2 separate regions of the Homo sapiens genome follow, and region 1 is linked to region 2. A link is a loop called in an ENCODE intact Hi-C map of the cell type or tissue named here. Cell type or tissue: Caco-2. All regions are shown on one strand. Links, peaks and the distances in the headings refer to the core of each region. The heading gives the core; the rest is flanking DNA. Region 1 has its middle 4.9 kb from the start of MIR124-3. Region 2 holds the start of LOC105372719 (a long non-coding RNA gene).

What was found. A loop is a pair of places that touch in the nucleus more often than their neighbours do. Peaks named below come from ENCODE experiments on the same cell type or tissue, not always from the same donor. Only the 100,000 strongest peaks of a DNase experiment are listed, where the experiment ranks them.
Region 1: it touches region 2 in a loop (2.3-fold over the local background); 7 of 110 quality-filtered maps call a loop at or near these places.

The regions. Positions count from the first base shown.
Region 1 is chr20:63,169,205-63,178,092 of GRCh38, reverse strand. No RefSeq gene overlaps it. Among named protein-coding and RNA genes, the nearest start is that of MIR124-3, 4.9 kb to the left of the region's middle. RefSeq lists enhancers at 1-346, 3,247-3,821, 4,398-4,972, 4,973-5,549. In Caco-2, for the core only: a CTCF peak has its summit at 5,156 (motif pointing right); DNase peaks (open chromatin) are centred at 1,488, 4,141 and 5,144; H3K4me3 peaks cover 905 bases; H3K27me3 peaks cover 777 bases.
Region 2 is chr20:63,114,716-63,123,603 of GRCh38, reverse strand. LOC105372719 (a long non-coding RNA gene) reads right to left here and starts at 7,368. Exons shown (of 3, transcript XR_936993.3): 1 at 7,119-7,368; 2 at 4,976-6,762; 3 at 1,651-4,488. RefSeq lists an enhancer at 1,280-1,781 and silencers at 3,609-3,792, 6,900-7,100. In Caco-2, for the core only: no CTCF peak of the experiment used is centred there; DNase peaks (open chromatin) are centred at 2,983, 3,543, 4,323, 6,973 and 6 weaker places; H3K27me3 peaks cover 989 bases.

The sequences.
Region 1 (8,888 bases), core at 307-8,306, 54 kb before region 2:
CCAGGAGCGCGCACCGAATGCGGTTAAAAGAACGAATCTCGATGCTCAAAGATGAAAACTCGTCTCTTTTTACAACCCAGCGAGCTCGTCCTCTCCGCGCGCAGCGGGCCCGCGAGAAGGCGCTCGAGCTGTTCGTGGAGAGAAAGACGGGGAGACCCAGAGAGGCCGCTTGCCCGGCTCGCCCCGGCCCGGCCCCGAGCGTAATTACCAGTCCCGGCGGGAGCCGCTGCTGCCGCCTCCGCTCCCTGCGCCTCCCGCGCCGCCGCCAGTTCCCGCCTGCTCTTCGGCTCCCGGGGGCCCCGCGCGCTGCTGCCCTGGGCGGAGAAGGGCGCGGGAACCCCGAGAAGGGAGCCAGGCAAGTCCCCGAGCGCCGCAGGCCGGCTGCGAGCCGAGTGTCCACGGGGTCCACGCTGCAGGCGCCCAGCTCCTGCTAGCCCGGCCCGGCCCCGATGCAACTGTCCCCGCGCCCGCCGCCGCCGCCGCCGTCGCCGTTGCCTCCGCGCGTATCCGCGCTCCGCTCCGGCACCGGCCGATTATCACTGGGGCGCGCGGTGACGTCACCCGGACACCGGCCCCGCCGCTGCCTCCCCGAGGTGTCCTTGAGAACTGCGGGGCACGCGCGCCGCGCACACGCGCACACACGCACTGCGCGCCTCGTGCCTCCCGCGCATTCGCACCGCGTCCCGCCCCGCGCGCTCCTCGGCTCACGCGGACTCAGCCATCGAGCGCCCTCGACCGTGCCCTGCGCCCGGCGGCCACACGGAGACCCAAGGAAACGCCTGTCTCCCACACACTCCAGCCCCTCACATGGCCCTCCTGCACCCACGCGCGCAGCCCCTCCAGCTGCACATTGACACCTCTAGCCACACCCCGCCACGCGCACGCCTCGCCACGCGCACGCCTCGCCGGCACGCAGCCCAGCGGCACCCGCAGACACGCACCCGCACTCGGGCCCTGACCGCGGGTTCGCGTCTCCTGTCTGGCGCCTGCAGAACGCACTCTGCCGCGCAGCTCACACCGCGGTCCTCCAAGCCTCTCAGTCCTGAGAAAGGCAAGGGTCCCGCCGGCCTCCTGCGGATGGCCCTGCTGGGCTCCGTACAGTGGGGTGGGAATTAAAGGTCGTCCTTCCCCGCCCCCATCGGAGCTTGCGGTTCTCACAGTTTCAGACCGGGATGGGAGCTCTTGCCCGTAGGGACCACGGAATCACAGGCGACACTCCACGGCCCGACTGCAGTCACTGCCAGCTCGATAGGGTCCTTGGGGCGCCCCCGATCTGGCCCTCTAGGGCCAGGGATCAGTGGCTTCCCCAAGCCTCACCGTCCGGAGCCTCCCCCGCTGGCCTTTGTTTAGACTGCAAGGAGCGCAGGCCGGCGCGGCCGGCAGGCCTCTGTCCCCATCTCCTTCCTCCTAGGGCCAACCCAGCCCCTGCGCCATCTGCCCTCGGAGCAGAGCCTGGGCCTCCCTGGGAGCAGGTCCTGCTTCCTTCCTTTTCCACCCTCTCCAGCACTGCCCAGCCCATGGACAGCCGGTTAGGAAGGGCGGCAGGAACTCGGGTTGGTTCTGCCCGCACCGACTCCGCCGGTCCTCAACCATCAGGACGCCCCTCCCCCTTTGGTGCGGCTTCAACCTGACCCTTCCCAGCCGCAATTCCTCGCCCTTCGCAAGTGTCAGGGACAATCTTTCTTTCTCACAGGTCACGCACAAGCCCTCTACTCCTCCACAGCCCAAGGGGAACCTTCTGTTCCAAGCGCAAAGCTCTGGAAGCTGCCCCAAGCCTGCGGGTGCCGGCAGCCTCAGCAGGTGCAAGCCGGACGCTGGAGGGGCTGGAGGGCTGGGGAGGCCAGGCTGCAGCAGCCCCGCTTCATTGGAGACAGTTGCCCTTGGCCTCCAGTGGTCGGAATCGGACCCTCACCCTAATGAAACGGGGGCAGTCCCCAGGGCGGTCCTAGGCTCCCAGTCTGAGGCATCCGCTGTCCATGGTGTTGAAACGGAACCCTGAAACCTCCGCCTCACTTTCGGACTTTATACCCCCAGCCCTCTTCTCACCAAGGGTTGGGGCCAGGGAGGCCGGCTCCCGGCCCCCTCCCCTCCCGTCCCCCACCCTTAGCTTCCTGGACGGGTCCAGGACGCCTCGGGATTCCAGCTCCTTGGAGCTTGTTCCCATTCTAAGGGGAAAGACTCCTTAGCACCCCCCATCGGTACCTTGGCTTCGGGGACCCCAAATCTTTCTTTGGGTCTCTTTTCCGTACAGGACCGGCTCCACCTGGGGCAGGGTGGATCGCCGCCCCTGGCAGACCTGTTCCCTCACCTGGCGGAGCACCTTCGTCCTTCCCACTTTACCTTTGGCGGAGGGCTCTCTGGCAGGCCGGGGTGGGTAAGGTGGAAGGCTGGGGGTCGCCCCCTTCCCTTGGGTCACCCTAGATTTTTGTACATCCCTAGAAGAACCCGGCCCCTCTTGGAGTCCTGAGTAGCGATCGGGGTCCCCGGCTCCCCACTTCCACCCCCGGTGTGCAGCGGCCCCCAGCCAGGCGGGCTGGGGGAAGGGCCGTCCAGGGCTTGGGGGCGGAGCCGGCCGGTAGGAGCCGCGCGGGAAGGGGAGCCCGCCTGCAGCCTCTGCCCCGCCCGCCCCGCAGAGTCCGCTCCGGTGGGGACCTTTTCGGTGGCCCCGCGAGCTTCGTAGGTTTCATAAAAGTCAACTTACTGCTGCCGGGCCCGGGCTGGGGTCTGTGCTTCCCCCGCTCCGCGGGGGCCTAGTCTCGCCTTGCCCGGCGCCTTCTCTCCGCCGCCGCCCACGCCGCCGCCTCTCCGGAGCACACGGATAATTTGTTTGTGGATTTGTTTATTTGCCAGCTCCGGGGACAGTGGGGGAGTGAAAAGGGGCGCGAAGGTGGGGGCGGCGGCGCTGCCGGGCCAGCTCGGGCTCCCGGTTCCCGGCGGCCGCCTCGGTGCGCACAAAGGCCGGCGCGCAGCGGGGCCGGCAACTTCGCTACGGGTCAGGTGGCTCCGGCGGGGGCGGGAGCGGGAGGAGGGGAGGAAACACGGGCCGAGACCCCCACCCCCTCCCCCTCCCTCTTGTCCGCCATCCGTGAAAGCCTCCGAATAGCGTGGGATTAAACAAATCAACAGAACCCGTGGAGAACCCCTCCCTTTCCGCTCCTTCTCCCTCGTCACCACCCGCTCCTCCTCTGCGGGAGGCCTGTCATTCCTCCAGAAAGAGGAAAGGCCGCGGCCCACATCTGGGAACAGCTGGCTCACCACCTCTTGACCCTTGACCCTCGCCTCCTTTGGAGTCTGCTGCAGACCACCCCCCACCCAGCCCCTGCAGCATGCGGAGGTGGGGAGGATGTGGAAGGCCAGATGGAGGTGCCCACAGTACAGATGTGGGTGGCAGAGGGGGTGGGGACCCTTGCCTCCCAGTGGCCCACAGCTTCCCAGTTCCAGCTGGGGTGGTCAAAGGAGCTCAGAGGCCCCCACCCAGTGCCTCACCCAGGGATGGCGGAGACTTCTGTCTGGCTCTGCAGCAAGGCCTGGGTCCCCCTCCCACCCAGCATCTGTGACTGTGACCCCAAACATCTCCCCTGTGGGTAAGGGGGCCTCCCATTCCTCCCACGCCAGGCTTAACCTCCAGAGGTGGGCAGATGCTTGGTGCCATGAGGAGCAGGGGCCCCCGAAGGCCCATCCCACCTAGCAGGGGCCCTCTTCCACCCCCAGGAGCTCCAGGGACACTGCCAGGCAGCTTGATCCCCAGGACTAGGGGGTGGGAGTGCAAACATGGCAACTGGCCCCACGCACAAACTCAGAGGCAAGGTGCAGGGAGCAGGGAGACTCCATCTGCAGGTGCTCCCTCCACACCTGTCCCCTGGGCTTGGGTCTGGACGAGGCCAGTCGTGGGGCCCCGTGCCTGGTGGGGAGAGGGAGGGCCTCTCCTGGTCTTGCTCCTCCTCACCCTTTGTAGCGGGTGGCAGGGACCCCGCCTGCCTGAGCGCTGAGGGTGGGAGTGCAGCAACCGACCACAAAGACCTCGATTGTCAGCCCGCCCAGGCGCACAATAGGGTGGGGATAGCACAGGGCCTGGGGCCTCCGCATGGAAATGAGGCCACGGCCCCTTTCTCTCTGCTCCCGGCCTGGCCCCCTCCTCCCTGGCCCCAGTGAGAAGGAATACATAGACCTTGGACTGACCGTCCCAGAGGCGGAACTCCTTGTGGGTCCCGCCAGAGCTACTGGGCTGAGAGCTGGGCAGAATAGAGGCCAGGTAAGCACTGCGCCTGGGCGGGCAGGGAGGCGGGAGCCAGTGTGGAGCGAGGGGAGCTGGGTGCCTGGCCCATGGCGGGAATAGGCCTTTTGTTCCCCAGGGGCCAATATTTCAGCCTGAGGTGCGAACCTGGCCAGTCCCAGCCTCCCTGGCCATGCACTGTTGCTGGGGAATTGGGGATATGGAGCCTGGGCCAGCAGCCCCCGGCCCCCGCCCCTTGCCCAGGGCTGGCCCCCTCTACAGGGCGCCTCTTGGCTTTGGGCAGCTGCCTCCTTCCCATTGCCTCCAAGCCTAGCCTAGGGTCCTAGAGGGTGTGTTGCGGGGAGGGTAGGGAGGCTGGCCCCTGCTGGCCCCACCTAGGGATCTTGGTGTCAGCAAATTACCCTGGAGGAGTGAGGGGTGAGCAGCTTGCCCCAGCACTGCTCTCTTCTCTAGAAAGATGGAGGAGTTTGAGAGCAGGAGCTTCGAGAAGGCTCTGGGGCCTTGTGGCCTCGACTCCTCCAGCGGGAACCCCTCCTGCTTGGCTTTGGGGCCACCCCAGGCATGCAGCAGGACACCCATTTAGGGCACTTTCCTTTTGAACCTGGGCCTCAGGACCACCCAGAACAGACCTACGCAGAGCTGGGGCAGGGTCTCTCCCAGCCCTGGGTCCCCCTCCATGGGACCCAGCAAAGTTGGATGCGGCCAGCGTGGCCACAGGGTGAGGGCTCTTTGTCCCTGAGTCCACATGGGGTGGGGACTCTGTGTGGCCTCCTCAGTTACAGCCTGACCTCTAAGTGGGAGCAGGCGGCATCTGACAGGGCGCCCTCTCCTTCCTCAGGCCCTCAGGTGTCCCCCATGGAGCCCCCTCCTGGTCACAAGGGCGGGACTTGGCTCAATGCCCCTCCCCCTATGTTCTCAGCGGCCCCAGCACTCAGGACCCCACCAGAGGGAGCTCCACCACAGAGGCGCTTGTGGGGCCCAGCTGGCCCAGGCACCAATCCTCCAAAGGTGGAGCTCCCTCAGAAGTGGCTTGGCTCGGGGTGCAGAGAACAAGGCCATCCTTGGCTGGGCTGACAGCTGCTGGATGGCCTGCAGCTCATGGTCCCGGGGTAGGGCTGGAACGGCCCTTGTTCTGTCCCTCCCTCCAGGACACATCTGCCAGTCCTTTCTCAGGGTTCAGGTCCCCATCACTCTCTCAGCACCTGCCCCTGGGTCTCTGTGTCTCTCCCCTGGTCTCTGTCTCTTTCCTGTCTCTGAGTCTCTCCCCTGGTCTCTGTGTTTTTGCCAGTCTCTGTGTCTCTCCCGTGTCTCTGTGTCTCTCCCCCTGGTCTCTGTGTCCCCCCCAGTCTCTGTGCCCCCCCCTGGTTTCTGTGTCTCTCCCCTGGTCTCTGTGTCTCTCCCCTGGTCACTGTCTCTCCCCTGGTCTCTGTCTCTCCCCGGTCTCTGTCTCTCCCCTGTCTCTGTGTCTCCCCTGGTTTCTGTGTCTCTCCCCTCGTCTCTTTCTCTCTCCTGTCTCTGAGTCTCTCCCATGTCTCTGTGTCTCTCCTGTGTCTCTGTGTCTCTCTCCCTGGTCTCTGTCCTCCCAGTCTCTGTGTCTCCCCCCGTCTCTGTCTCTTTCCTGGTCTCTGTGTCTCTCCCCTGGTCTCTGTCTCCCCCTGTCTCTGTGTCTTTCCCCTGGTCTCTGTCTCTCTCTTTGGTCTCTGTGTCTCTCCCTTGGTCTCTGTGTCTCTCCCCGGTCTCTGTCTCTCCCCTGGTCTCTGTCTCTCCCCTGGTCACTGTCTCTTCCCTGGTCTCTGTCTCTCCCCTGGTCGCTGTCTCTTCCCTGGTCTCTGTCTCTGTCTCTCCCCGGTCTCTGTGTCTCCCCTGTCTCTGCATCTCTCCTTCTGGCCTCTATGATTCTCCTCATCTCTGAATGTCTCTCCCATAGGTCTATGTGTTGCCATCTCGCCTTTTCTTGGTTCTCTCTCATCGCTGCACCATCTTCCTCCTCAACTTCCTCTTGCTCATCTCCATCTCTTTCCATTTACCTCTCAGGAATGACTCCAGCAAGAAAGGAGGGCCATCAAAGGGACTTCTCAGGCTGCTGTCTGCTTTTAGGGACATGGGTATTCTCTTACCTCACTCTTGGGGGATGCCCCCTCCACCGCTAAGTCAAATGCCACAGGAGTGTGCCATGCTGGGAAGAAACTGGAGCGTCCACCCCAGGCCATTGCCCTAGGGCCGCCTACCTCCCTGTGTAACTGGGGCCAGGCATCTAGGGGCAGGGGAGGAGAGGACAAGCCCAAGGAAGGATGGGCTTAAGAAATGGGAGGGATTCCTGGGGCTGAGCAGAACAGCAGCCCACCAGGCAGAATGCACCCCTCCTGTCTGACCAGTGCAGACCCTCCAGGGAGGGGGCATGAGAGCCCTGGGATTTCCCCGGGTCGCAGAGAGGCATGGGTCTCTGTGCTGTCCTGGGTCTTGCTGCAGGGAAGGACACACAGCCTGCTCCTTGTGCCCAGCTGCCTGCCTGGGGCTGGCCCTCTGCCTGGGGCAGCTCTGGGAAAGCAGGCAGGGTGGACCTAACAGGGCGGTATCCTGGGGTGGGGGCTAAGGATGGCGCACCTGTAGGGTGCAGAGAAAGGACCTGTTAGTGCTGGTTTGTCTTCGAGTCTCAGACACTCCAGAATGTCCTTGTTTTGACAATGAGGGCAGGCGCTGGGCTCAGAGCCTTCAGTGGCTGTGCGACGTGGGTAGGGGCAGGTGAGCCTGTTTAAGTGCAGTTGTGTTCATTTAGGGTATTGTTTATTTAGGGCAAGTGATAGTGATTTTCCACTAATAGCGGAAATAGAAAGCTGTCTTTAAAACACAGTTACTTAAACGAAAGAGTGGATAGAAGGGAGATCTTCTGTCAGGAAAGGGGCTCAGTCGCCACAGGGGCTTCCATGCTTCTGGAGGGCCTCACGGTTTCTGCACAGAAGGCTTATGTCAAGCATTGGATTTCATGCTCTAATTTGTGACTTTTGAAAATCTGCTATTTTCCTCCCACGCTCGCCTGATGGGAGTTGTGCCTGGAGTTGGCATCAGATTGGGGTGGGCTGACCCTGGGGCTATCTGGGGCACTCTCCTTGTCACTGGGGGCTTCTCAGGCTGGACAAGGGAGTGTGGGCCTGCATTCTCAGGAGAGGCAGCTGAATGTGTCTGCTGGGGAGGAGCAGAGGCAAAGGATGAACTGGGCCCTTGGAGGTGCACCATGGTCTCATCCCTTGGCCATCCCCAGGACCACTTTGTGCAGCTCTGTTTCCCACTGTCTTTCCAAGCCTTCTTTCTCCCTATATCTTCCCTTGGAAGTGGCTTAGACACAAATTCTCACTAATGTGTGAATGACTGACTGTGAAGATGTGCTGCATCCCAGCCAGTGCACAGAGATCCCCTCCTCCCCTTGGCTCTGGTGGCCACCTGTGCTGCACCATGGGCTCTGAGCCTCTGGCTTTGGCTGAGGGAGGGGAGGATGTGAGGGAAAGGAGGGGAGGGAGTGTCAGCCCCCAAGCCCCTTGCAGGACTACTCACCACATCCCTCTGGTCTGGAGGGGTGGCAGCCTCAACCTCTCCAGCCCCAGGATGCCGTTCTGTCCCTGGGTTTCCCCACAACTGCCCGTGTCACTTGTTAAACCCTCCTGCAATCCTCAGCTCAAGGGCACCATCTGTTTCTTTGCCAGTTGTCTTTACTGGGAGGGAAGGCATCAATGGCAGGACTTCCTGCCCCTCAGACCAGGGCAAGAAACTCTGGGAGCCCAGAGAGGCACCTTCACCCTGGTTCCCCCGCCAGCAACAGTCTCTGTGCAGGTTGATGGAAGGGAAGAGCCTTCTGGTGGGGGACCAGTGAGGCTGTTGAGGATGCCAGGCAGGGGTGGGGCGAGAGGCAGGGATGGGGAGAGCTTAGGCCCTTCCTGAGCTCCACCCAACGAGGGGTGAAACAGTGCTGGGAGATCCGGGGACTGGGAGGTGCCTGCATTCCGAAGGTGACTGTGCAGAAGCTCAGAGCTGCCCCAGGAGACTAGGGCAGAGTGGAGCAACCTGGCCCTGAGCAGAACAGGGAAGGTGGCAGTGGTAAGAGTGATGCAGTCGCCAAATTCACAGGGATCTTGAGGGCCAGACCCTGACCCCAGAGCTTTACAGGAACCCCCACCTAATGCTGAGGGAGGGTGCAGGGAGAGGAGGACAGGAGCCCTGAGGGTTGACGATGGAGGCTGCAGAGACCAAGTGAGGGGCTCACCCTTCAGGCCCTGCAGGCTTTGGGAAGAGGAAACCCCACCCAGGGATGTTGGGGGAGCATTTACAGAGAACAGACCAGAAGAGCAACCTATCTTTCCAGCCCTGCAGGAGGAGAAACTTCTAGAGAATGGACCAGGCTTGCTCAGCTCCCTAGGCCCCAATTCCTGATTTCCGGGGGCCTCCCTTAGCAGGGGGTAGGATGCCTGAAATCCTGCCCACCCTCTGCCCAGATGTCCCTGTACTCCCTGAGGCCTGGGAGGGAGCCACACTGCCCTCCCCATCCTGTGCCTGGGATCTGTGGGCTCTGCCAGCAGGGGCAGGAGGTGCCACATGGTGAGGGGTGCCTTTGCTCCTGGCTTTGCACTGCCCGGCCTGGGAAACGCAGACCCTGCATCTCACC
Region 2 (8,888 bases), core at 278-8,277:
CCTTGCGGGGCTGCCGTGATGGCCCCAGGACTCTGCGGCTGAGCGTCAGTTCACGTGTGTGGTCCAGGTCGCCCTCCCATCACCACGTGTGGGCTTTTCTGCCCTGTGGGCACCTTGGGACCCATGAGACTCTCCAGCATCTGGCTCTGGCTCTGGCCAGTCTCTGCAGCCGGCGTCATCTCGGCCCTCCCTTCCCACAATACGCTTGTTGCCGTGACCCTTGAGGTCTCTGGGCTGGTCCATGGGTCACGGGTGTCTAGAAAGGCTCCAGACAACAGGAGCTTGGGGACAACATCCACTGTGTCCACTGCAGGCTGAGGGACAAGGGCCACCATGGTGCAGAAACCACGGCTGTGCTCAGGGACCACCTTATGCAGATAGGTTTGGCTGTCACCCAGGCTGGAGTGCAGTGGCATGACCTTGGTTCACTGCAGCTTCCTGGGCTCAAGGGGTCCTCCTGTCTCAAAAAAAAATAGTTAATTAAAATATAGTCCCAAACAAATGGCACTGGGAAAACTGCACATCTACATAAAAAAGAATGAAGCTGGACCCTTACCTCACACCATATGCAAAAATTAACTTGAAATGGATCAAAAATTAACTTGAAACCATGGAGCCACAGCAGCACCAGCCCCTACTGCACTGAGCAGGCTCAGGGTAGATCCAGGCCAAGTTCAGTCCTGGCTGCTCTGTGGGCACCATTGTGTTTCCAAGTAAATCCAACCCTCGTCCCATCTCCTTCCACAACTGGACGTTGAGCTATCCTCTGTAAGATCATATCCACCCTTTAGAAAATAACAAGTGGAAAGCACAGCGAAGATACAGGTGTGGCCCCATACAGATGCCCTCTCCTACGTGACCACCATTCACACGTTTATTCATATATGTATTATTTGCATATAAGCGCAAATGCCCCCTGAAAACACACACAGGGCCACATGGTGTGGTAGGCAGAGTAATGATCCCACAAAGTGGCCGTGTCTGAACCCTGGAACCCATGAATGTGACCACAGGGACCCTCCAGGCAGGCTTAAGTCAGACGCCCTGAGGTGGAAAGATGACCCTGGGTTACCAGGGTCTGAGGGTGCAGTGTCATCACAGGGTCCTTACAGTGGAAAGAGGGAGGCGGGAGATTCAGAGGAGAATGTGGATTCAGAGGATGTGAGGATGGTGCCATGAGCCAGGGGCTGTGGCAGCTTCCAGAAGCCGGAAAAGCTACGGCATCAGCCCTGCTTGCACAGACATCAGCCCAGGGAGATGGCGTTGGACTTCTGACCGCTGGGCCGTCCGATGACATGGAGGTTTCCACCCCTCTGTTTGTGGTGAGTTGTTGCAGAGCAACAGGACCTTGATGCACAAATGTTTGTGCCATGGCTGACTTTGGCCTTGCCTCCGGATGCGTTCTCAGGAGCTGCGGCTCTGATGGGCGGTGGGGTGTGGCCGGGGGGCCCGTTACGCATCCAGCCCTGGGTAGTGCCTGTTCTCCCTGAGGGTCGCCAGTGCTGTGGCGCTGCCTGGCCGTGAGCTCGCTGCCCCTCCCTGACTGGCCTCTGGGTTCCTCCCTGGGGGCCAGGGTCAGAAGCTTTGGCCCTGCCTGCAGCGTCGGCCTCTGCTGATGATCACACGCATCGAGCTTCATAGTTTCATACATTTTTTGCTAGTTTGAAAGTCAAACTTTATTTAAATCTGCATTTCTTTAATAGTGACACTGGATAGTTTCAAGTCATTTATTGGCTTTTGGGATTTCTTCTGTGAGTGGTCTGCCCAAGCCCATTCTTCAGTTTGCAGTTTAGTTGTTTTCCCACTGATCTGTGATGTTTCGTCACCTTTCTGTATCACGTGTGTCCCAAACAAGTTGCCGGCAACGCTTTTGTCTCTTCCGTGTCGTACACGAGTTTGTTTGAGCTGCATCTGTTGCACGCTTGGTGCAGTTTGGTGCCTTTTTTTTTTTTCTGCTTTTATGCAGAATGACAATGGGCTGGGGTGGAAGACAGGCCCTGAGATGCTGCAGGCTGTGATTTTGCAGTAGCAGGTCTTGTGGACTCGCCTGACTCTTAAGTGACCCTGAGGGGAGCAACTGGAAACCCTCCAGCCTGGGTGACCTGGGGGTCCCTTTCGTTTCAGGGCGGGTGACCGTGGGGGCGCCGTGCTGGGCTGTGCAGTCGTCATGGTTCCTGCCTCCCAATGCACACACATATGTGCTTGCACGGGAGCATACATACATGCACCTGGGCACCGCAGCCACAGGTGCACACTCAAATGTGCTCAAGCACACACAAGCATGCGTGTGCACACTCCACACTCATATACACACGTGAAGGCAGACACGAGCGTGTGTATGAGTGCCACGCCCCGGGCTCTGTGCGTGTGGGCTCCAGTGCAGCTGGCTCTCTGGGGGAGCACTTGGCAGAATGCTGCCAGCTCCACACATCCCCTCTCCTTGCACTTAATTCCCAATTCCAGGAGTTTCCTGCTCCCTGCTTTCCTGAGCACCTGGCAGCTGAGCACCCTCAGCCTCACCCTGGCCTGGCTCTTCCCCAGGGCTGGATACCCAAGGCCCAGCTTCCCTGCCCCGCCTCACCCTGTGTGCATGTGGGGGGGCCAGGCAGGCCAGAGGGACAAGAGCCCATGTCTGGGGCCCCACCCTCTGGTGGGCAAGGGGAGATGGAAGGCGGGGGGCTGGGCTGGAGGCTGAGCCAGGCAGGTGGCAGAGCCTGGGCCCGGGAGGCGAGGACTTTGGGGAGGAGGATGGAGAATGGCCCAGGAATGGAGTCGCCTTGACAGGAGGGTGGGAGCAGCCCCTGCCCCTGCCCCTTGACGGGGGCCTCAGGGCAGGGCCAGGCTTTCGTTGGGTGAGAAATTGAAGGGCTCATTCTGGGGGAGGGGAGGGGCCAGGACCTGGAGGGTACAGGAGAAAGGTGCAGGGTGAGGGAGGTCAGGAAGGGGGGTGCAGGGACTCGTGTTGGGGTGACTGTGCAGGGGATGAGGGGGACACAGGCACTTCCTGGGCTTCCTGGGCATCGAGCGATCAGACCGAGGGTCCTGAGGTGCTGAGCCTGGCACACACAAGCCTCTGGGCCCGTGGAGGCGCATGGGACACACAGTGGTCATTCGGACCGTGTTGGCAGCAGGGGCAGGCTGAGCGGTGGCCAGGAGCACAGGCTGGGGGCGGCCTGCGTCCAGGTCCAACTCCATCCGGCTCTACTCTGCAGCCAGGGGAAGGCCACTGAACTGCTCTGAGTGGATCCTTGGCTGAGCATGGACAGGAGCCATCCAACCTCATGAGCCATTGCTAAGATGAACGTGACAGTGCTGGAGGGTGGGCCCAGCAATGCACAGGCACCTGATGTCGGTCAGCGGCTGGCGGCTGTGTCGGAAGGCCATGGATGGGGGCAGCTGGGAGCCTGGGAGGACCTGCTGGACAGCATGCCCGGGGCCCCTGCACATCCAGCAGCTTGCTCTGGGGAAGGTTCCCCAGCTGAGAGCATCTACAGTGGCAGCCCCTCCCCCAGCACCAAAAGAGGTCAGTCTGTGTGGAGGCCTCCCTGGCAATCCCCTCACTGGCGCACACCAGGCTGGCACCAGGCCTCCCTGGTGATCCCCTCACTGGTGTGTACCGGGCTGGCACCAGGGGTCAGCTGGGATGACAGCACCTTTTGCCCAAGGCTGGCTTGGGTGCTGTGGAGGGGGCCAGTCCCAGCAATAGTCCTGCTCAGCAGAGGGGACAGGCAAGATGGCAAGGTGTGCTTGCCTGGTCCCTGAGTTGGCCCAGGTCCTGGCCTCTGCTCAGGCTCTCTTCTTCGTCCTTGGTGCTGTCTTCCATCCTCATGGTGGCCGGGGAGGCGCAGGAGGGAGCTGGGAGCTGTGGTGTCCCCTGGCGTGGCTGTCTGTCCTCCAGCAGCTGGCCCAGCACTGGCCCTTGTCGGGCTGTGGAGGAGGAGGCTTTGTGGGCTGGAGGCAGGGAGGGCTGCGTTCTGTGTCATGGAGGCGTCTATCACTCTGCTGTCTGTGGGTGGTCAGGCTCCGAGCTCAAGCTCTTCATCAGCCCCAGGACTCTCGGTGTCTTTTCTCTCCATCCCTGCGTAGCGGGAGAGGCACCCAATGCCAGATCCCAGCAAAGACCCCCTGGGATACTCGGGCCTCTGTGGCCTCCTTCCTAGGCCTTGGCGTCGTGCCTGCTCTTCTGAAACTGCCTGGCTGGGGCCCCCTGCACTTGCCAGCCCAGCAAAGCCCCTGTGTTGGCACAGTTGTGGGTCCCACCAGCCCGGAGGCAATGATGGGGACCCGTGGGTCCCTGCTCCATGCCCAGCAAGTTGTTGCTTCGCGGCAGGGGGGCCCTTGTTAGCTACTGCACATCGCACATCAAGGACTTCCTGGCCGCACGGTCGTCACTAATGAGGTTGGCTGAAGGGTGGCCTGTCTCATTAGCTCTGGCAGGCTAAGTCTGCCAGGGAGGAGCTGACACGAAGATTGCTTTTTTTAATTACTCTGTTAATTGATATAAAACAGAAAGGACGCAGATTAGTTGCGTGCAATTAGCAAATTAATTCTCAGCAATTACAGACTTAATAATGGAGCGGCTTTGCGGTCGCATGTTGGGCTCTGTGGCTTATTGATTGTGTTTTTCAGAGGGAGAGATTTATGGAGAAGGCAGGAGGGGGCGGGGAGGGTGCCTTGAGTCCCCCGTCCTCCAGAGAGAAAACATATGGGCTTCGGGAAATGGAAATAAGACCCTGTGCAGTGCTGCCTCACCCCCACCAGAATGGCCCAAACCGGAAAGACTGGCTGGGCAGTGCTGGGGGGCTGCAGGCAGCGGACGCTCACACTGTCTGGGGCTGTGCATGGTGCGGCCACTTCAGAACCGCTTGACACTTTCTAGTACAGTCAAATATACACCCACCATATGACCCAGAAATTCCAGCCCCAGATGTTGCATGGGAGAAATGAAAGCATTTGCTGGCTCCAAGGCCGGTACCTGGAGGCTCACAGCAGCGTCACTCACAATCGCGTCCAACGGGAAGCAGCCTGAGCATCCATGAGTGCAGGAGCGTCCACCGTGCAGTAGACACTGCCCAGCAATGCAACGAGCGGCGTGCAGCGGACACTGCCCAGCAATGCAGCGAGCGACATGCAGCGGACACTCCCCAGCAATGCAGCGAGCGGCGTGCAGTAGACACTGCCCAGCAATGCAGCAAGCGGCGTGCAGTAGACACTGCCCAGCAATGCAGAGAGCGACATGCCGCGGACACTGCCCAGCAATGCAGCGAGCGACGTGCAGTGGACACTGCCCAGCAATGCAGCAGGACACAGCGGGCATGTGCTTTCCTGTGTGAGCATGTGTGAGTATGTGTGGATGAGAGAGCTGCACGTGAGGGGCACCTGCTACGTGCTCCTACTCACCCAGGGTGGGGGTCAGAGACGTGGGCACCTTTGGGGGCGCTGTGGAGTGGAGGGGAGTGTGGGCCTCCTGGGGGCTGGAAGTGGTCTCTGTCTGGATCTGGGGGTCACATGTGGCTCCCGCTACTGCTCCCTCGACATGGCTCTGAAGAGCAAAGCCCCAGGGCTGCAGCAGCCCTTCAGGGGCCCGCAGCCACTTGGAGACATACATTTCACAGCCTGTGTGCATGTGTGCCTGCGTCTATGTTCGTCTCAGTGCTTTGGGAGGCTGAGGCAGGAGGATCACTGGAGCCCAGGAGGTTGAGGCTGCTGTGAGCCATGACAGCGGTCCACACCGCGTTAACCCCCTTGCTCCTGTCTGCGTGGTGGCTGGTCGTCCAGACAGACTGTGGATTCGGTCCACACCGCGTTCACCCCCTCGCTCCTGTCTGCGTGGTGGCTGGTCATCCAGACAGACTGTGGATTCGGTCCACACTGCGTTAACCCCCTCGCTCCTGTCTGCGTGGTGGCTGGTCGTCCAGACAGACTGTGGATTTGGTCCACACTGTGTTCACCCCCTCGCTCCTGTCTTCGTGGTGAGGTTGTCCAGGCAGGCTGTGGATTCAGTCCACACTGCGTTCACCTCCTCACTCCTGTCTTCGTGGTGAGGTTGTCCAGGTAGGCTGTGGATTCAGTCCATACTTCGTTCACCCCCTCACTCCTGTCTGCCTGGTGGCTGGTTGTCCGGGCAGGTCGGGTGCTGGGGGATGTCACGTGCCCCTAAGAGGCAGCCCTTTGACTGGAATGACACTGATCAGCCTCAGGGCCATCTCCCCATGAGAACCACCAGCCATCTCTAGCCCTTTGTAAAGTCTATGTCTACATGCAGACACGTTGTCATCTGTCGGCCAAAGGCAAGCCTGCTTACGGAGCTAGTTTACTCCAGCCTGTGCGATGGGAACACGAGGAAGCAACCCACCACTTCCCTCCAATAAAACCTGTACTGGCAAAGTGCCCAGCTCTGCAGAGATCCAGAAAGTTCTCAGGTTTGTTTACTTTTCTCTTTCCACTTTAGATTGAATTCTGCTGGCATCCATGCAAGCTGGAATACAGGAAGGAAAGGGGAAAGCCGTGGTCTCTTCACTCCGTTGGTGACGAGGTATTAGCTTCTGCGATGTGCCAGCACCAGAGGCTCTGCCTCCTACGGTCTTGTTTGAAGACACAGCAGATGACTTCTTGGCACAAACAGAGGTCTCTGACTGGGGAGGTATCAAAGATGCCAGAAGGCGAACCAGCGACAGACAGCAGGTGACATACAAGGACCCTCAAAGAGGTCTCGGCTCAGATGGGATGCCCTCCTTCCAGGCTGAACTAAACCTCTTCCTCCTGTGGGAAACAGCCCCAGAGACGTGAGGAAGCTCCACCCCAGATCACACGGCAAGGCAGCAGGTGTTGAGGCCGGAGCCTGCACCCGTGCCGCGTTTTGGGGGGTGCTTTGGGGGATAAAGCACTCTGGCCCCTATCATGGCAATACTCCGTAATCCTGGAGTCCCCAAGAAAACAGATGAAACCCAGCTTCTGGCTGGCCGGATGGGCCGCGGCGCTGTCCGAGGTTCTGAACGGCATCTCCGCACCCCGCCCTCCGCCTGCCAGAGCCTCGGCAGTCACCGGTCACCGGGACTTAATTCGCAAGTGCCCAGCTCTGCGGCTCCCCCCGCGCAGCTCCCTGCAGCTGTGCTCACCTGGGCCATGGATTCCACTGCAACGAACTCCAGGGAACTTTGAAAATTATTTTTTTCCACTGGAATGTGTGTGTGCTATAGTTTCATTGTTCTTAATGACATGAGAGATGTATGGGTAACCGGCTGAAAGTTGGGGTGCTGCTGTACTCTGTGCCTAGCTCTGGTCTCCATGGGGGATATAAGTAAAAACAGCACAAGGCCTGGGTCCACCCCATGGAGCACAGTCTAGGGGGAGAGACCTCCCGTGCGGTTGCCGGACTGGGCGTGTGGTCACATCTGACTTAAGAGCCACAAAGAGGAAATGTGTTGCTTTATAATGGCATAAAACCGGGGCACTGGCCTAGTGTGGGTGCCAGGGAGTGTGGGTGCCAGGGAGTGTGGGTGCCAGGGAGTGTGGGTGCCAGGGAGTGAAGGTCTCCATGAGCAGGGGGCATTTGAGCCGAAGATGGAAGATTGGTTGGAGGTACTTGGTGAGGCTTTTCCATGAGATGGTCCTTTGTCCAGCACTGATTCAAGTAATCAGAGACAGCAGGAGCGGGGGAGGCAGCCCTCACCTGAGAAGAGGATCTCTGTGGTCCTCCCACCTCTTCCATAGTTTCCAGTCTGGCCAGCCCCTGGCTGCTGCCTCTGGACTCTGCTTCTAAGCAGCACCTCTGGCAGCTCTGTGAAGGCTGGACCTGGGGTGGAGAGGGCCTTTGCCTTGTCCCGGCGAGGATGTCTCATGCATCCAGCCTCAAGTGAGCCCTTCCCGTGCCAGAGGGGTACCTCCCTACCAACTGCCCCAACCTACTGACTGCCTCAACTCTGCTCATCCAAAGTACACCTAGGTGGGCTGCAGCACGGTGCCGTCCGCAGCTCACGGCACCCACTCATCACATCTCCTCCCCATCAGGCTGCCCTCTCCATCTGTCACCATGTTTGAAGTTCCATCACCTCCTTGGGAGGTGGTGGGGCAGGAGCCTTCACCAACATGCGACACATGAGAAAACCGAGTCTTAAGGAGGCCTCAGAGCTGGTTTGAGCAGGGAGACCAAACCAGGTTTCCCTACCCCGTAAGCCCCCAACCACACACTCCCTCCTGGTCAGTAACCACAGACACAGACTGTGTGCACATGTGTGTGTCCGTATGTGTGGTGTGTGTGTGTATGTGTGTGCCTATGTGTGGGATGTATGGTGAGTGTGCGTCTGTGTGTATCTGTGTGTGTGGTGTGTGGTACGTGTGTGTCTGTGTGTGCACATGCAGGTTTGCATGCATGCAAATTTGCATGTCTACGTTTCTATGGTGTGTGTGTGTGTGTGTGTGTGTGTGTGTTTGTGGTGCATGAGCATCCGTGTATGGAAGGGGCGGGGGCTCTTTCCATCTGGTGCTGTCAGTGATGCTGAATGAGACGTTGCTACCTGGCATTGTCACCCGTAGCTTTACCCTGGACTCTTAGGCAGCTGTTTGGGAGTCTCGCTTGCAGAATTTACCAGAATGTACAAAACCAAAACAGATTATTTGCTTCTCACCCCCGTCTCTGCCAACGCATTCAGAAAAGTCACACTTATGCAAACATTAGAGCCGTCGACTCCCCGCTCCTCAGAGCCCCATGACAAACATCCTGGAGTGTGACCGCAAAGGTCATGCGTGCCAGACAGAAGAGACCAGCATCTGCAAGAGGCAGGGATCTGGGAGTGTCTGGTGGCCACCAACTGCCAGCACTCCCCAGAAGCTCAGCAAGTATTTACTGAGAAAGGAGGGGCCTCTGTCCTCTTTTGGTGACCACGTTT